Regions from separate parts of the Homo sapiens genome. Here regions 1 and 3 are each linked to region 2. The links are chromatin loops, found by intact Hi-C in ENCODE. Cell type or tissue: PC-3. All regions are shown on one strand. Region 1 overlaps LAMB4 (laminin subunit beta 4). Region 2 has its middle 14 kb from the start of LAMB1. Region 3 overlaps LAMB4 (laminin subunit beta 4).

Region 1 (5,000 bases), 79 kb before region 2:
ACATTATGTGTTTCTGCAAGATTGATGTCATCTTAGGCAATTTTCAAGTGGTGGTTTGTTTATTTATTTATTTATTTATTTGTGAGACGGAGTCTCGCTCTGTCACCCAGGCTGGAGTGCAGTGGCTGGGACTACAGGCGCCTGCCACCACGCCCGGCTAATTTTTTGTATTTTTAGTAGAGACGGGGTTTCACCGTGTTAGCCAAGATGGTCTCTGTCTCCTGACCTCGTGATCCGCCCGTCTCGGCCTCCCAAAGTGCTGGGATTACAGGCGTGAGCCGCCATGCCCGGCCTCTTTTTATTTTTTAAATTATGTTTCCCCTTTCTTCTCACACCCCTTCTAATATTGGTCCATATGTTCTCTGATAAAAGAAAAAATAATTAAAGAGCTCAGGGAAGCGGGGGAGCGGAAATAGAAAAACACCTCAGCAGTTTTCTAAGGCCAAATGAGCAGACCCTTAGCTATAGGATCACAGAAATTTAGAGCTGCTCCGGGCCTCCGTAGAGCTACAGATTCCTCAGAAACCCTGGGTAAATAATTTCCATTTGGTCACAGCCTCCTGCTCCATATTTTTGCCCATATAAGGAACTGTGGATTATTTGCATGTTTAGAAAACATTGGTCTGAATCTTTCTGTAATAAAACGCTCTTCTTAAGTTTGATGGCAAAATTAAATGTCATGATAATGAATTATATAGTCAAACCAATTTCCCATCATACCTTTCAGCATTCCACATGTTTCTCTGACTCTCTGACTAAAATGATGTCCTCCAAGAACAGGCTGAACATTATTTTGGTGTGTGGGGGTGTATACCAGCTTTAAATTTTTTTTTTTTTTTTTTTTTTTTTTTTTTTTTGAGAGAGACAGAGTCTTGTTTTGTCATCAAGGCTGGCTTACAGTGGCACAATCATAGCTCACTGCAGCCTTAAACTCCTGGACTCAAGCAATTTTCTCACCTCAGCATTCAAGTAGCTAGAACTACAAGCATGTGCCACCACAGCCATCTAATTTTTTTTTTTTTTTTTTTTGAGAGACGGAGTCTCACTGTGTTTCCTAGGCTGGTCTTCAACTCCTGATCCCAAGCAACCCTTCCGCCTCACCTTCCCAAAGTGCTGGGATTCTAGACATAAGCCACTGTGCCCAGCCCATAACAGCTTTATTGAATATAATTTACATACCATACAATTCACCCTGTAAACAATTCAATAATTTTTAGTATATTGGAAGTTGTGTAATCATCACCACAATCATTTTCATCCCCCCACAAAAGAAACCCCTCTTCTGCATATATACCCAAAATAATTGAAAGCAGAGCTTTGAAGGGATATTTGTATTTCCATGTTCACAGCAACACTAGCCAAAAGGTGGAAGTAACCCAAGTATCCACTGATGGATGAGTGGGTAAACAAAATGTGGTATTTACATACAATGGAATCTTATTCTTCCTTAAAAAGGAAAAAAATTCTGACACATCCATCAACATGGATGATCCTTAAGAACATTATGCAAAGTAAAAGAAGGCAGTCACAAAAAGACAAAGACTATATAATTCCACTTATATGAGGTACCCAGAGTAGTCAAAATCAGACCGAAAGCAGCACGGTGGTTGCTAGGGATTAGAGGGGAGAAGGAGTGGGGAGTTATTATATAAAGGGCATAGAGTTTCAGTTTTGTAGGATGAAAAGCGTTCTGGAGTTTGTTTATGCAACGATGTTAATGTGCTTAACACAATTGAACTGCCTGCTTAAAATGGTTAAGATGGTACAATTAGTAATGTTTTCAAGTTTTATCCATATTGCAGATTACATCGGTCTTTATTTTTTATTGCTGAATAACATACTATTGTACAGAGGTGCCACTTTTATTTATCCATTCATTAGTCAATGGGACATTTGGGTTATTTCCATGAACGTTGGTATTTGCTGCAAGTGTATTCCTTGCTCTGGTAGCATGTCTTTTTAGCCTTTGCAACATATGCAGGGCTCAGAAATGTCTACGGGTAGAGGAGAAGAAGGAGGGGGGAATTAAGACAAAAAGTAACAAAGTACTAAAGGAGAGAAGAGAGAGTGGGATTCCAGATGCATCTGCCAGAGAAGGAGCGATCAGTAATAACCATGACTCCCAGAAACTCCTGCCTCTGAGTCACCAGCCTGGTCAGCATCACTTAGGGTTACTGTGCCAGTACTGCAGCATGTACAACTAGCTACACCTACTTGTCTCCTCCTCCTAATTGCCATCCAGTAAAACTACATGAGGCTCTGGAAGTGCCTGACACAGGATTTCCTCTGTGAGGTTATATGCAAAACAATAATCACGCAGCCAGGCACACAATAAACCTGGCAGGGCAGGCTTCTCTGTGTTCTTGCGGTTATGCTTCTTGCTTTGTGTGAGCTATTAAGTACACTTGCAAGAGTGGAGGAATTAAGAATGAGAATAATTGTGTATGCTGTGCTTTCAGCCTGCGACTGTAACCCCCTTGGGAGTCTGCCATTCTTGACCTGTGATGTGGATACAGGCCAATGCTTGTGCCTGTCATATGTCACCGGAGCACACTGCGAAGAATGCACTGTATGTATTTGCCTATAGTTTCCCTTTTCTATAGTGATACAGATTTCTATTGCCATTGCCTAGGTAAGACTTGGTTTTGCTAATCTCTTTCTTGTCCTATTGTGTTTTAATACTCCAGTGGTATGAGTATTTACACTACAGAAATCAGCAAACACTACCTATCAGCCTCCCCTCACCCCTGCATTGAGCTGCCTGTTAAACATTTACCAGCTCACCACTGGACTGGACTAAACCGACCCAGGCACAGATATTATTAGGTTTATCCACTCTTTTCCTGAAAATGCCAAGCAGTAGAATAGAAGCACATTTATCTGTCTATGTTTTGGGCCACCAGAACTTTCTTCTATCCCTTGTACACAATCCCCTTATCATCCCTACCACTCCCTTCCTAAAAATGTTTTGGATAAGGTCTTATAAAAAAACAAGCTTAGGTTTAATGTATTTTAGATTCCTGTGGGAAATAAACTCTTGGATTTTTCACAGACTCTACTAAACATACAATTTTAGATGTATCATCTAAAATTAGTAAAATAAAACATATTCACTCCATAAGAAATGCATGATGCAATTGGGGAGTTCAAACCCAACTCTTTTCTTTGTTCTCCAATCTTGGCAGCTCACCATGACATTTTAGAGAGAAAAAAAAAAAACCCACAAAATCTTAACCTAATAAAAGAACAGTGACCTCGATGTGTCTGAAGAAATGTAGCTGATGAATAAGAAACATATGCCTATGAGGACATGGTTTTGTGCTGATATTTTAAGTCATTTTACTGAAAACAGGATGGGGCAGAGGGGGTGGGGGAAAGAAGCAAGGAAGGAAATATGAAGAAGGGATTCTGGAAGACAAGTCAAAAAATCTGAAAATTGTACCTTAAAGAGAAAGGTCAGCCACGCCAACCTCCATGACCATAAGTGTGTAACACAAAAAAAGGAGCACAGTTGGTTACAGGATCAACAAATCCTGAAATTATGTGATCGACCAAATCATGTAATTCCAGACAAAGCTTAGGCTCAGGCTGACTTTTTTCACTGGCTGGTTAACTGCTACGTGTGCAGTACAGACTCACTTTTGCTTGCAGGGCAAGCAAGCAAAATAACTGAACAGGGACCCCCCCCATGGGGGAACTGTCCATCGTGGCTGAGCCCATGCACCCACTAGGTTCTCCACATCCACATCTCTCTGATGGTGCCCTGGATCTGCCCTGAGGTGGCCAGCATGGCAGCATTCCCTGTCCTAGAGGAAGTTTTCACAACCACATCCTGTGGGAAGCAGTTCCTATCACATCATTTTTTTTTCTTAAACTGAAGTTTTGGTTTGGGGAAAAACATCAAGTCCTTTGTCGCATTGTGTCCAAAGACATCAATGTTTAATATCTAAAAGACACCTTTTTGAGTAAAATCATGCATAAAATTATACCAAGATACAAAAAATATGGATGCTTAACAAGACCATTTCCAAAGAGAATTTCATACCTACTAAAATTTAAGTTTTATCGGAGCATGTTCAATTGAGATGTGTGGGAGGAGAATTTTTTTTAGCATTTTATACTAAATATTATAACACTTAGAAAATAGTTACTTGTATCTCACCAGCTGTTTATTTTGAACAACGGTCAAGATGTTGCAATGATGGAAAAAGTCTGGAACAATAGAGTTGACTCTCTCATATGGATTCATGTTATTATGCCAAAACAACTGATTGATAAACAAATGCCTATGCTAAAGTGTGGTATTCATGTAATATCTCAAAATTAGCTTGAAGGATTTCTCTGCCTCCAAGTATTTCAGTATTGTATGGGTAAAATTCCCAGGGGTTGTTGTGGTAAGGGAACCTATCAGTTTTTTTAAAAGCAGTTACACGGCCGAGCCTGGTGGCTCATGCCTGTAATCCCAGCACTTTGGGAGGCCGAGGCAGATGGATCACGAGGTCAGGAGTTCAAGACCAGCCTGGCTAACACGGTAAAACCCCGTCTCTACTAAAAATACAAAAATCAGCCGAGCGTGGTGGCAGGCGCCTGTAATCCCAGCTACTCGGGAGGCTGAGGCAGGAGAATTGCTTCCACCTGGGAGGCGGAGGTTGGCCAAGATCGTACCACTGCACTCCAGTGTGGGCAAAAGAACAAGACTCCGTCTGTGGGGTGGGAAAAATACAGGCAGTTACACATAGGCTGGTAGAAGAACTTCTATTCCGATAGGATTTATATAACCCAGATTGAGCATAACTGATGATGTGAGAGGAATTGTTAAGGCTCCCATTTCTTTTCCACTTGACACATTACATGGACAACCTTCCTGTCCCCTTCATTTTATAAAATTTTTTTGAGATGGAGTGTCACTCTGTCATCCAGGCTGGAGTACAGTGGCACGATCTCAGCTCACTCTGGCCTCCACCTCCCACGTTCAAACGATTCTCCTGCCTCAGCCTCCC
Region 2 (5,000 bases):
CCCTGAATTGGACTTTTAACCTACAGAACTATGAGATAAATTTATGTCATTTAAAGCCACTAAGTGTGTGGATATTTGTTACAGCAACAAGAGGAAACAAAAACACCCTCCATTTGTTTCCCCCCTACCTTCAATTGGGTGGGAATATGGAGAGCCGGCTATCCCCATGCACATGAAGATAATACTGTGAAACAAGGTGGAAGAAACAGGTCCCTGGTTGACTGTACAAGTAAGGGTCCTACCAGGAAACACGGGACACACCTGGGGCAGTTCCATAAGGGAGCTATTTACAAAGATATGGGTAGGGTGGATGAAAGCCATAAAAGATAATACAGCATCCCAGAGCCAGCACCAGGCAGGGGACATCCCCACCCTTGGTTTGAGGGGTAAAGCGAGAGGGTGACAACTGAACATTGAAGGCAGACTGTGTAGGAGGGCCTCTTTTTTGTTTTTGTTTTTGAGACGGAGTCTTGCTCTGTTGCCCAGGCTGGAGTGCAGTGGCGCGATCTCAGCTCACTGCAACCTCCGCCTCTTAGGTTCAAGGATACAGGCACGTGCCACCATGCCCAGCTAATTTTTTGTATTTTTAGTAGAGACAGGGTTTCACCTTGTTAGCCAGGATGGTCTTGATCTCCCGACCTCATGATCCACCCACCTCGGCCTCCCAAAGTGCTGGGACTACAGGCATGAGACACCGCGCCTGGCCAGGAGGGCCTCTTAACAGGAGCTGTGATCTTTGGACAAGGGATACAACCAGCCACGACAACCCTGCAGAGGACATTGGGGCATGGATGCCCTGATGGCACGCTCCTCCATGTCCAGTCTCTTACTGGTGGCTCCCATTGGCTAAACCAAGGGCCTGGGGTGATGTTCCCATGTAGATCAGCCTCCACAGGCACAGAGAAGGGGGCAAATAGATGTGGGGAGGCACAATGCCCTTGTGGATTAAAACTGTGTGTGTCTGACTCCTTTGGACTAACAACCAGCTTAAACTTGCACATAAAGAAAAGCACACATCTCCTTAGGTGCCTGTGACTTTGGCCTCTGTTACAGCAGCTGAACCAGCATCCTCATTAGTCTCTTTGCGGGTACCCCAACTCCTTGCCAAACTGCTAAAATTGTCCTCTATGCCCTGCTGCATGGGCACAGTGGACCAAGGATCAGGTGATAAATGCGAAGAGCATGGTTTGTCCCCTGCATGACCTTAGGCGATTCACAGCCTGCCTGAATTTCATGTCCTCATTTCCTTTAGCTGTAAAATGCTAATAAATATACCTGGTCTCCCTCCTAGGGTTACAGAGCTAATTCGAATGAAAGAGCTTTGAGAAGAGTGAGATATTACAGGAATCCTTCAAGACCTCACTATTATTACACTGTGTAAGTTACACCTGCATTCTCCTTCTGAACCATTGCTCCTATGGTCCTGCCTACTTTAAAATTGTCATCTCTCTCCCAAACCTAACCTTTTCCTATAGCCCTAGGGCTCCTTTTCTAGCCTCACTCAAAGCCCTTTTTCTGGAGTTCCTGTATTGTCACTTGGCTGATATGCCTTTTCTAACCAGACATCAAGTTTTATGAGGACTCACAGCATGCATTTGCACACGTTTAAGTCCTTTAGAGAATGTAGCACAGTGTGGAGCACTCTAAATAAATACTTATTCACTTTAAGTATTAGTTCCATAAATTGACTCCAATTTTATGAGAAGACAGTCCCCTGTTTTGTTCTTTCACCTTTCCTGCCCTCCACCCTGTTTCTTCTCTCCCCTTGGAAGAGAGCCAGAAAAAAAGCAATTTATTTTTTCTTCTTGCAACATGAAACAGCCTAGGTAGGATGTCTCTTAACACCTGCTCATCCATCAGCACCTAGCTTTTCTCTTCTGAAGAACTTGAACCTACATATAATCTTTATCTTTACTCATTACATGTTAAAAGTGGCCACTCTAGAAGGCTTCCCCCTCCCTAACAACCTGCCTCTGATTCAGCCTGCCAGCTGAACGAGCTTTCAGTGATACAAAGTAAGCTTGCCACAACATGTATTACACATATTTAATCAGAATGTACAGAGTTTTTGAGCAGAGATACAGTGTTTTCTTCATATTCATAAACTCTGTGACTAACAGTTAAGTGTCTAAGATTCATAGCAGTATCTGACATAGTTCCACACACAACCACAGTTCACTTTGATGGCAAACACCAAAACTAGGAGGCAGGAGGTTGGCTGCACTTTATCTCACATTCACTAGGTGGCAACAGATTAAGTGTGCTATATTTCAAAGCTCTCTCCAGTCATCCCAACATGGCACCAAGAACTAAAATCTAATCTTTAGTACTGTTATTTCCTTACAGTGAAGACTTTGAAATATTTAGTCAATAAAACATTCATAGTGAAAAAAACCTTAAAATCTACTAGCTGAAGATATTACCTCTGATGAGGAAAGATATAAAATGACTGTCAGAAAACTACTAACACAGCTAGGTTAATTTTTAGAGACACTAGATGCAGGTATCAGCTCTCACATATGATTTTTCTCACTGATGTTGCCTGTCATTCAGGAAAGAGGTTTAAGAAATTCCAAAATAGGTTGGGCTCAGTGGTTCATGCCTGTGGTCCTAGCACTTTGGGAGGCCGCAGCAGGCGGATCACTTGAGGCCAGGAGTTTGAGACCAACCTGGCCGATATGGTGAAACGCCATCTCTACTAAAAATAGAAAAATTAGCCAGGTGTGATGGAACATGCCTGTAGTCCCAGCTACTTGGGAAGCTGAGGCACAGGAATCATTTGAACCTGGGAGACAGAGGTTGCAGTAAGCTGAGATCGCAGCACTCCACTCCAGCCTGAGCAACAGAGCGAGACTCCATCTCAAAAAAAAAAAAAAAAAAAAAAAAAATTCCAAAATGCAAGAGATTTGAAAAATTCCCTCGTCCTACCCCCTCATTTTCTGAAGAATACTAAGGCTAACCTAGCCAGGGCCACTCTGTTAGTTGGAAGAAATGGCAAGGCAGGTGTGATGGGAAATGTGCCCTGCGACTATACTCAGTTTGTTGCACCCTCTTCCAAGACAACTTCTCTTTTAACTGGTCTTAGGCTGTATTAAATGGACCATCAAATAGTGAATCATTTTCTTAAAATGAATAACTGATTTCTTTACATAAATGACCTAAGCTGTAAGTCAAATATTTGAGACATGTGAAACATTTCACAGGAAGTAATTCTGCTTGAAAGAAAACAAAAGACAAAGCGAACCAAATAGAAATACTTCATCTTTGAAATGTTATTGAACAAAACTGTATAATCTGGGGGGACTAGCATGTTTCTTGAGATTAGCCAACTAAGCAAATATACAGTTGTAGCTATTAAACACATTCAATAGGATTGTTTTAAGAGTCTTAAGTAAAAAAAAAAAAAAAAAAAAAAGTCTTCAAAACTTCCCATGCTGTTTTTAAAAATAGGACTACATATAGAAATAACAAAGTAGGCTAAATTTTAGGTGTTAAGCTTGATGTTACCAAATGTATTTATTCAAAACAATTTATTTGATTATATAGGAAAACAAAAAATAACCTATTAGAATAACTACTTGGTTGGAAACACTAGTTGTATATGATATACAACTAATTTCTAGGAATTTGTCATAACCCAAACAGAAATCCAGATTACTACCTCTGTTAAAGTGAATATCCAATTTAAGTCAAAATTTTCTCTTGAATCTTAGTTTATTGAGCCAATTAAAGGTAGCACCTCACTGCGAACTTTCTAGAAAGGATTAGAAATGAAAGTTAAATAGAGCCTGAATATTTAACAACCAAACCACTGTTTGAGAATTCCTAAGATTCGTACCATGGGAAGAAGCTCAAAGCTTGGGAAAGCTGTATAAACATTCCATATCTAAAGATAAACACTGGGATCTTTATGACATTCAGGTTTAGCTTTGTGTTAGACACACTGCATTGTGACTCATCTAGGGAAGGCAAAATATGAATGGAAAAGATTAAGTATTCAGGATCAAGAGAACAATTACTTTTACTTGGAAACAAGAAATCTAACATTTTTTTACAGATCAGTGTAAAGAAGCCAACCTATTTAGATATGACTGATAGGATGTCTTAAATGAGAATTTTTCCTTTTTAAAATCTCAGTTCTAGGCCGGGCGCAGTGGCTCACATCTGTAATCCTGACACTTTGGGAGCCCAAGACTAGCAGATTGCTTGAGGTCAGGAGTTCGAGACCAGCCTGGCCAACATAGGGAAAACCTGTCTCTACAAAAATACAACAATTAGCCAGGTGTGGTGGCTCACGCCAGTGGTCCCAGCTACTCTGGAGGCTGAGGTAAGAGGATCAGTTCAGCCAGGGAGGCAAAGGTTGTAGTGAGCTGAGATCACACCACTGCACTCCAGCCTTAGTGACAGAACAAGACCCTGTCTCAAAAAAGAAAAAAAAAAAAAACAACAACCAGTTCTAGTCTTCAATCCTTCAGACTGCCATCATACATTCTATACAGCAATCATACATTCCTATACAGCAATCATACATTCCTATACGGCAATCATACATTGTATACAGCAAATAAATAGAAATGTCTATACTAAATTTTCTCCTTAAACTCAATTTTCTTTTAACCCACTTTGGGGAGATGAATAATATGTAGACAATTTGAAAGATTTAAACATTTGTGTAAACATTTCTCTGTAAGGAAAAAAAAACAACTTTCTCAACTCAACACAGCTAAACATATTTTGATTGGAACATATGAGCACAGGAAGTGGCTAACAAAAATTAATCGTGGCTACTGTAACATTGCATCCAAACCCAAACAGACCATAACACTTCCTACTCAACTCAAACGAACTCTAGTTTCTAGAAAGTACCTGCATATTTTACAGAATATCAGCAAGCTTGATTTATTTTTCCCAGTTTTAGCTGGCCAGAAGACACTCTTTTCTTGGGGATGTGAACATTGCCCGACATAAAGGATCACTACTGAAAATACATCCACAAGAAA
Region 3 (5,000 bases), 50 kb before region 2:
GCCCTCCCCTAGTTGTGACATCCAAAAATGTCTCCAAACTTTGTCAAATGTCACCTAAGGGACAAAATCATCCTTCAGTTGAGAAGCATGGCTATAGAGTGACAGCTACAATGACAGCCGAGGCTTCCTGAATGTTAGGCAAATGCTTTTTCCATTAGGACAGAGCTATGAGTTCAGGGTACCCACCATGTCATGAAATATATGGAATAGGGGGAAATAAAAAACTAGTAAGGGGGACCGGGCATGGTGGGTCACACCTGTAATCCCAGCACTTTGGGAGGCTGAGGCAGGTGGATTGCTTGAGGTCAGGAGTTCGAGACCAGCCTGGCCAAAATGGTGAAACACCATCTTTACTAAAAATTAGCCAGGTGTGATGGCACGTGACTGTAATCCCAGCTACTCGGGAGGCTGAGGCATGAAAATCACTTGAACTGGGAAGGCGGAGGTTGCAGTGAGCCAAGATCACACTACTGCACTCCAGCCTGGGCCATAGAATGAGATTCAGTCTCAGAAAAACAAACAAACAAACAAACAAACAAAACACTAGTAAGGGGTATGGTGGCAGACACCTGTAGCCCTAGCTACTTGGGATGCTGAGGCAGGAGGATTGCTTAAGCCCAGGAATTCAAGGCTACAGTGAGCTATGATCACACCACTCCAGCCTGAGTAACAGAGTGAGACCTTGTCTCTAAAAAATAAAGTAGTAGGTATAATTCAGCACCAATGTAGAACATCAGGAATTGAAGTATTAAGAATGCCAATAGTATTAATTACATTAGAATAATTATTTAAAACCAATTTTAAGTCTGTTAACTTGTTAAGTAATGTTTATTGAGCACCCTATGTACCAGCACTATTCTAACTACTTCGCAGAACTTATTTCCTTTTATCCATACAACAATCCCACAAGGCAGATTCTATATTATTCCTATTTAACAGATGAGGGAGTTGAGTATTAAAGAGGTCTTAAATGAGAGAGAGGTGAACTATAGCTACTAACAAGGTGAGGTGCTTCTCTGCCTCTTCATTCATTTCTACCTCCCTTCCATTGTTCCTTGCAGCCTGCAAGTGTCACCCCCAGGGCTCAGTCGGATCCAGCTGCAGCCGACTTGGAGGCCAGTGCCAGTGTAAACCTCTTGTGGTCGGGCGCTGCTGTGACAGGTGCTCAACTGGAAGCTATGATTTGGGGCATCACGGCTGTCACCGTACGTAGCAAAACACACAAGGGGAAACACTTGCTCACAGTCTTGACATTTTGACAGCAGGCAAAGTCATGGAGGGGGGTTTTAATGGGAAGGAGATTGGAAACCTGACTACATTATTCAGACTATCTATGTACATAAAATATACTGAACATTTTTTTGCTACACTTCATTCATCCATTCATCAATGGGCCCTGACTGTAGGCAGAGCTGCATTAGGAACCGAGAGTAATGAACAAGGCATAGTCCATGCCTCTGGAAGTTTGCAGTCTGTGTCAAATGGTTGGTAGTTCAGTTAAAACGTGGAACACCATGAAGGGAGCTGGCAAAGCCAGCTTGAGGATCTAGCTCACAAACCCAGTGGCTGGAAAGGCTAAAACAATGATAAGATTGGGGAGTCAAGAAAGGGACAATGCTGTCACCACAGACAAGACTTCTCCCAATGAGGATATCACCCTTTCTGATGCGAGGTTTGCAAACAGCCTTGTAACTCATTTTATAAGTCACCCATTGATAAAGGTTTAGATGGGGCTTCATCCACAGCTGATAATACAGCTCTCATGGCTAATATGTTCAGGTATATAGTTCTCTCTTCACAGTGTAAATCATTAGTGAAAATACTGTTCCCTCAGATTCCTACCTTAGGAACCATGAAAACCTACAGGTAGGTTAATTTCCTTTCCAAGTAGGGAAACATATCTTTTCAATCATAATCCAGAGAAATGGTTCCCCTTCCTGGGCATTGCTTGGGCATGGCCACCTACCCAGCCCATCATTGGATCCATCATTGCTTTCTTTTCTTTTCTTTTTTTTAAGAAAAGTTACAAAATGCCTGAGATACACAGAGGGATCTAGACAAAGGAACAAACATTTCTTCCATGCGCCACCCTATCACATAAACTGGCATCACATTTTGGCACAGGGAAGATTGGCTCAAGGGATTCAACAATTTATCAGAAAAGGATTGGGCCTCTTCCATCTTGTCTAGGAAAAAGAAAACTCTGACCATGTTAAGATGGGCTCTTATATGGTTTATAATCTAGAGATTATATTAATACTATACCATTATTTTAGTATAGTATTTATATATACTATATTAATACTAAAATATTAATACTAGAGGTTATATTAATATACCTAAGATATATGGAAGTTTAAGTCGTTAAAAACATGTTACTTGTTTTTAACAACAAACGTTAATTAAACCCAATTGTTCGCAACATACTGTTTATCCAGTGACTCAGTGAATTGTTATTTAACGTTTACCTGGAACTCATTATATGCTGTGTCCTAAGCACGTTACAGGCTTGCTTAGTTCACTGGGATTGGGAAAGGAAATGAGACACCAGAACTGTAACTCTTTCACCACCACACACCACTCATCCCCGCTCCAGCATACTTCTCTTTGCTTCATCCAGCATGTCACTGCCATCCTCAAGGATCAAAGGACACTGTATGTGACCAAGTAACAGGACAGTGCCCCTGCCATGGAGAGGTGTCTGGCCGCCGCTGTGATCGCTGCCTGGCAGGCTACTTTGGATTTCCCAGCTGCCACCCTTGCCCTTGTAATAGGTTTGCTGAACTTTGTGATCCTGAGACAGGGTCATGCTTCAATTGTGGAGGCTTTACAACTGGCAGAAACTGTGAAAGGTATGGAATTCATATGCACTTTAATTTTTAGGTCTTTAACACTTTGTTCCAATCTCCTAATAGAGATCCATTGAGTAGAGACTCAACAATATTTAAGTGTGGGAGGGAGGACTGTTATAGGTCGGGGAGAGCATTGCTTTCTCACCCTTCAAAATCATCTTACGAGCCAGAAAATGCAGGATTAAATCAATAACACACATTTGCCTGGCATGTTACTTTCTATGTTCCTCAAATGTGACATGTAAATCGAGTGCTATTACATAGAGTTTAATTGACCATACGTTGAGACTTTTGATATAAAAACCAAAAGTCGTTTTGCAGAGCAAATGAACATCTTCTAAAATATTCAGTTTTCAGAGGTGCACTGTTTTAAAGCATAGCAAACCGTCATTGGCTAACATGTGATCTTTTCCTGGAAACATTTTGGTGAAAGGAAATTGTCTTGACAGGTGTATTGATGGTTACTATGGAAATCCTTCTTCAGGACAGCCCTGTCGTCCTTGCCTGTGTCCAGATGATCCCTCAAGCAATCAGTATTTTGCCCATTCCTGTTATCAGAATCTGTGGAGCTCAGATGTAATCTGCAATTGTCTTCAAGGTTATACGGGTATGCAGTATAGTGCTTGATGCAATTTTTTCTCTTTATCCCACACTGTAATCTGTAAAATGATCATATATTCATGACTTATCTGTCTTGGACAAATGTGTGGTGCAGAAATGGTAAGAAGACACAATGTGATAAATAGCTGCTTTATTGAACAAAGAATTTGAATGATTCACAAACCAATGACAATTAAAACTCATCAGCCACTGAGCTATGATTGTTTGCAAATAATGTTCTAGAAAACTAATTGACCAAATGAGACCAAATCAAGTTAATTTATTTAAAATAAAATTATCACGTTAAGTAAGATATAAATGTGATAAAGTAGCATATATATTATATATAACAAGCAACTAAAAAATAAATGGAATTAGTCAAATGCTTTCTTTACATAATTTCAAATATTCAATTTGATATTTCACAGACATTACTAATTTTTTTCAGGTAGCTTGAAGCAATATTTGGGCATTCTACAGCCATCACATAAGTCTTAATTCAAAACATGTATCTCTTGCTCAATTGAAAATTTTATTTTAAAGACTTTAAGAGGGCTAGGCACAGTGGCTCACACCTGTAATCCCAGTACTTTGGAAGGCCGGGAAGTGGGTGAGGGAGGATTACTTGAGGCCAGGAATCCAAGACCAGCCTGGGCCGCAAAGCAAGACCCTGTCTCCACAGAGAAATTTTAAAAATTAGCTAGGCATGATGGATTGCACCTGTAGCCCTAGGTACTGGGGAGGCTGAGGCAAGAGGATCGCTTGAGCCCAGGAGTTCATGGCTACAGTGAGCTCTGATTATGCCACTACACTCCAGCCTGGGGCCTATGCAACAGAGCAAGACCCTGTCTCTAAATTAAAAAAAAAAAAAAAAAGGTATTTACACATGAAACATGAGTGTGAATGTTTACTGAAAATAAGAAGATAACTTATGAAGTCTATTTGATTTAATGATATGTAGAACTTATGGCAATACTAATGATAATTACCATCACGATAAATTACATGCCTGATTTTCCCCTCATTTGTTACATCTAAGGTTAACAGTTAATTCTCACCTCTTCCCTTGCAGCCTCTTTCCCAATGCATGGTTTGGTATGTTTGGTCAGTTTTTAAGAACTGAGACCATGTTTGGGCTAAGTGAACATTTCCAAGTGGGATGAACCAAAATGTGGAGAGTGGAGCCACAGTTTGGGCACCTAAAAAGCCGCAGTCATCTCATGGTTGCAAGGGTAAAGAGTGTTAGAGAGAAAGGTGGTTCCTTCAGACTGCTTAACAGAAACACCCTCAAGGGCTCATATGTCATGAAAACTGCTCTTGCTCATCTTCACTTCTAGAAGTGACAGCTATTGCTGTTTGGGACTTTCTCTTCAGGCCTGCTTTATTTTCACCTTAGTTCACCTCTAGGATCAACTGAGAGTGGGTTGCCCCAGGAGACCAGGGGCTGAGATTAGTCTTGGGTCCTGGGGCACGCTAGTGTGATGCTGATTATATAAGGATCTAGAAATCCTGTGCCCACAGCTCCATGGTATTTGAAGAAAGCCTGGA

The links. Hi-C counts contacts between places; a loop is a spot of excess contacts. Peaks named below come from ENCODE experiments on the same cell type or tissue, not always from the same donor. Only the 100,000 strongest peaks of a DNase experiment are listed, where the experiment ranks them.
Region 1: it touches region 2 in a loop (5-fold over the local background); 25 of 110 quality-filtered maps call a loop at or near these places.
Region 3: it touches region 2 in a loop (2.2-fold over the local background); 4 of 110 quality-filtered maps call a loop at or near these places.

What each region holds. Positions count from the first base shown.
Region 1 is chr7:108,092,797-108,097,796 of GRCh38, reverse strand. LAMB4 (laminin subunit beta 4) reads left to right here. Exons shown (of 34, transcript NM_007356.3): 12 at 2,460-2,569. Among named protein-coding and RNA genes, the nearest start is that of LAMB4, 35 kb to the left of the region's middle. In PC-3, no CTCF peak of the experiment used is centred here; a DNase peak (open chromatin) is centred at 2,206; H3K4me3 peaks cover 522 bases; H3K27ac peaks cover 314 bases.
Region 2 is chr7:108,014,164-108,019,163 of GRCh38, reverse strand. It overlaps a transcript of LAMB4 not described here. Among named protein-coding and RNA genes, the nearest start is that of LAMB1, 14 kb to the right of the region's middle. In PC-3, a CTCF peak has its summit at 2,233 (motif pointing right); DNase peaks (open chromatin) are centred at 2,113 and 3,913; H3K4me3 peaks cover 610 bases; H3K27ac peaks cover 3,693 bases.
Region 3 is chr7:108,064,221-108,069,220 of GRCh38, reverse strand. It overlaps LAMB4 (laminin subunit beta 4), which reads left to right. Exons shown (of 34, transcript NM_007356.3): 19 at 1,062-1,205; 20 at 2,621-2,852; 21 at 3,302-3,459. Among named protein-coding and RNA genes, the nearest start is that of LAMB1, 64 kb to the right of the region's middle. RefSeq lists a silencer at 1,097-1,321. In PC-3, no CTCF peak of the experiment used is centred here; a DNase peak (open chromatin) is centred at 2,520.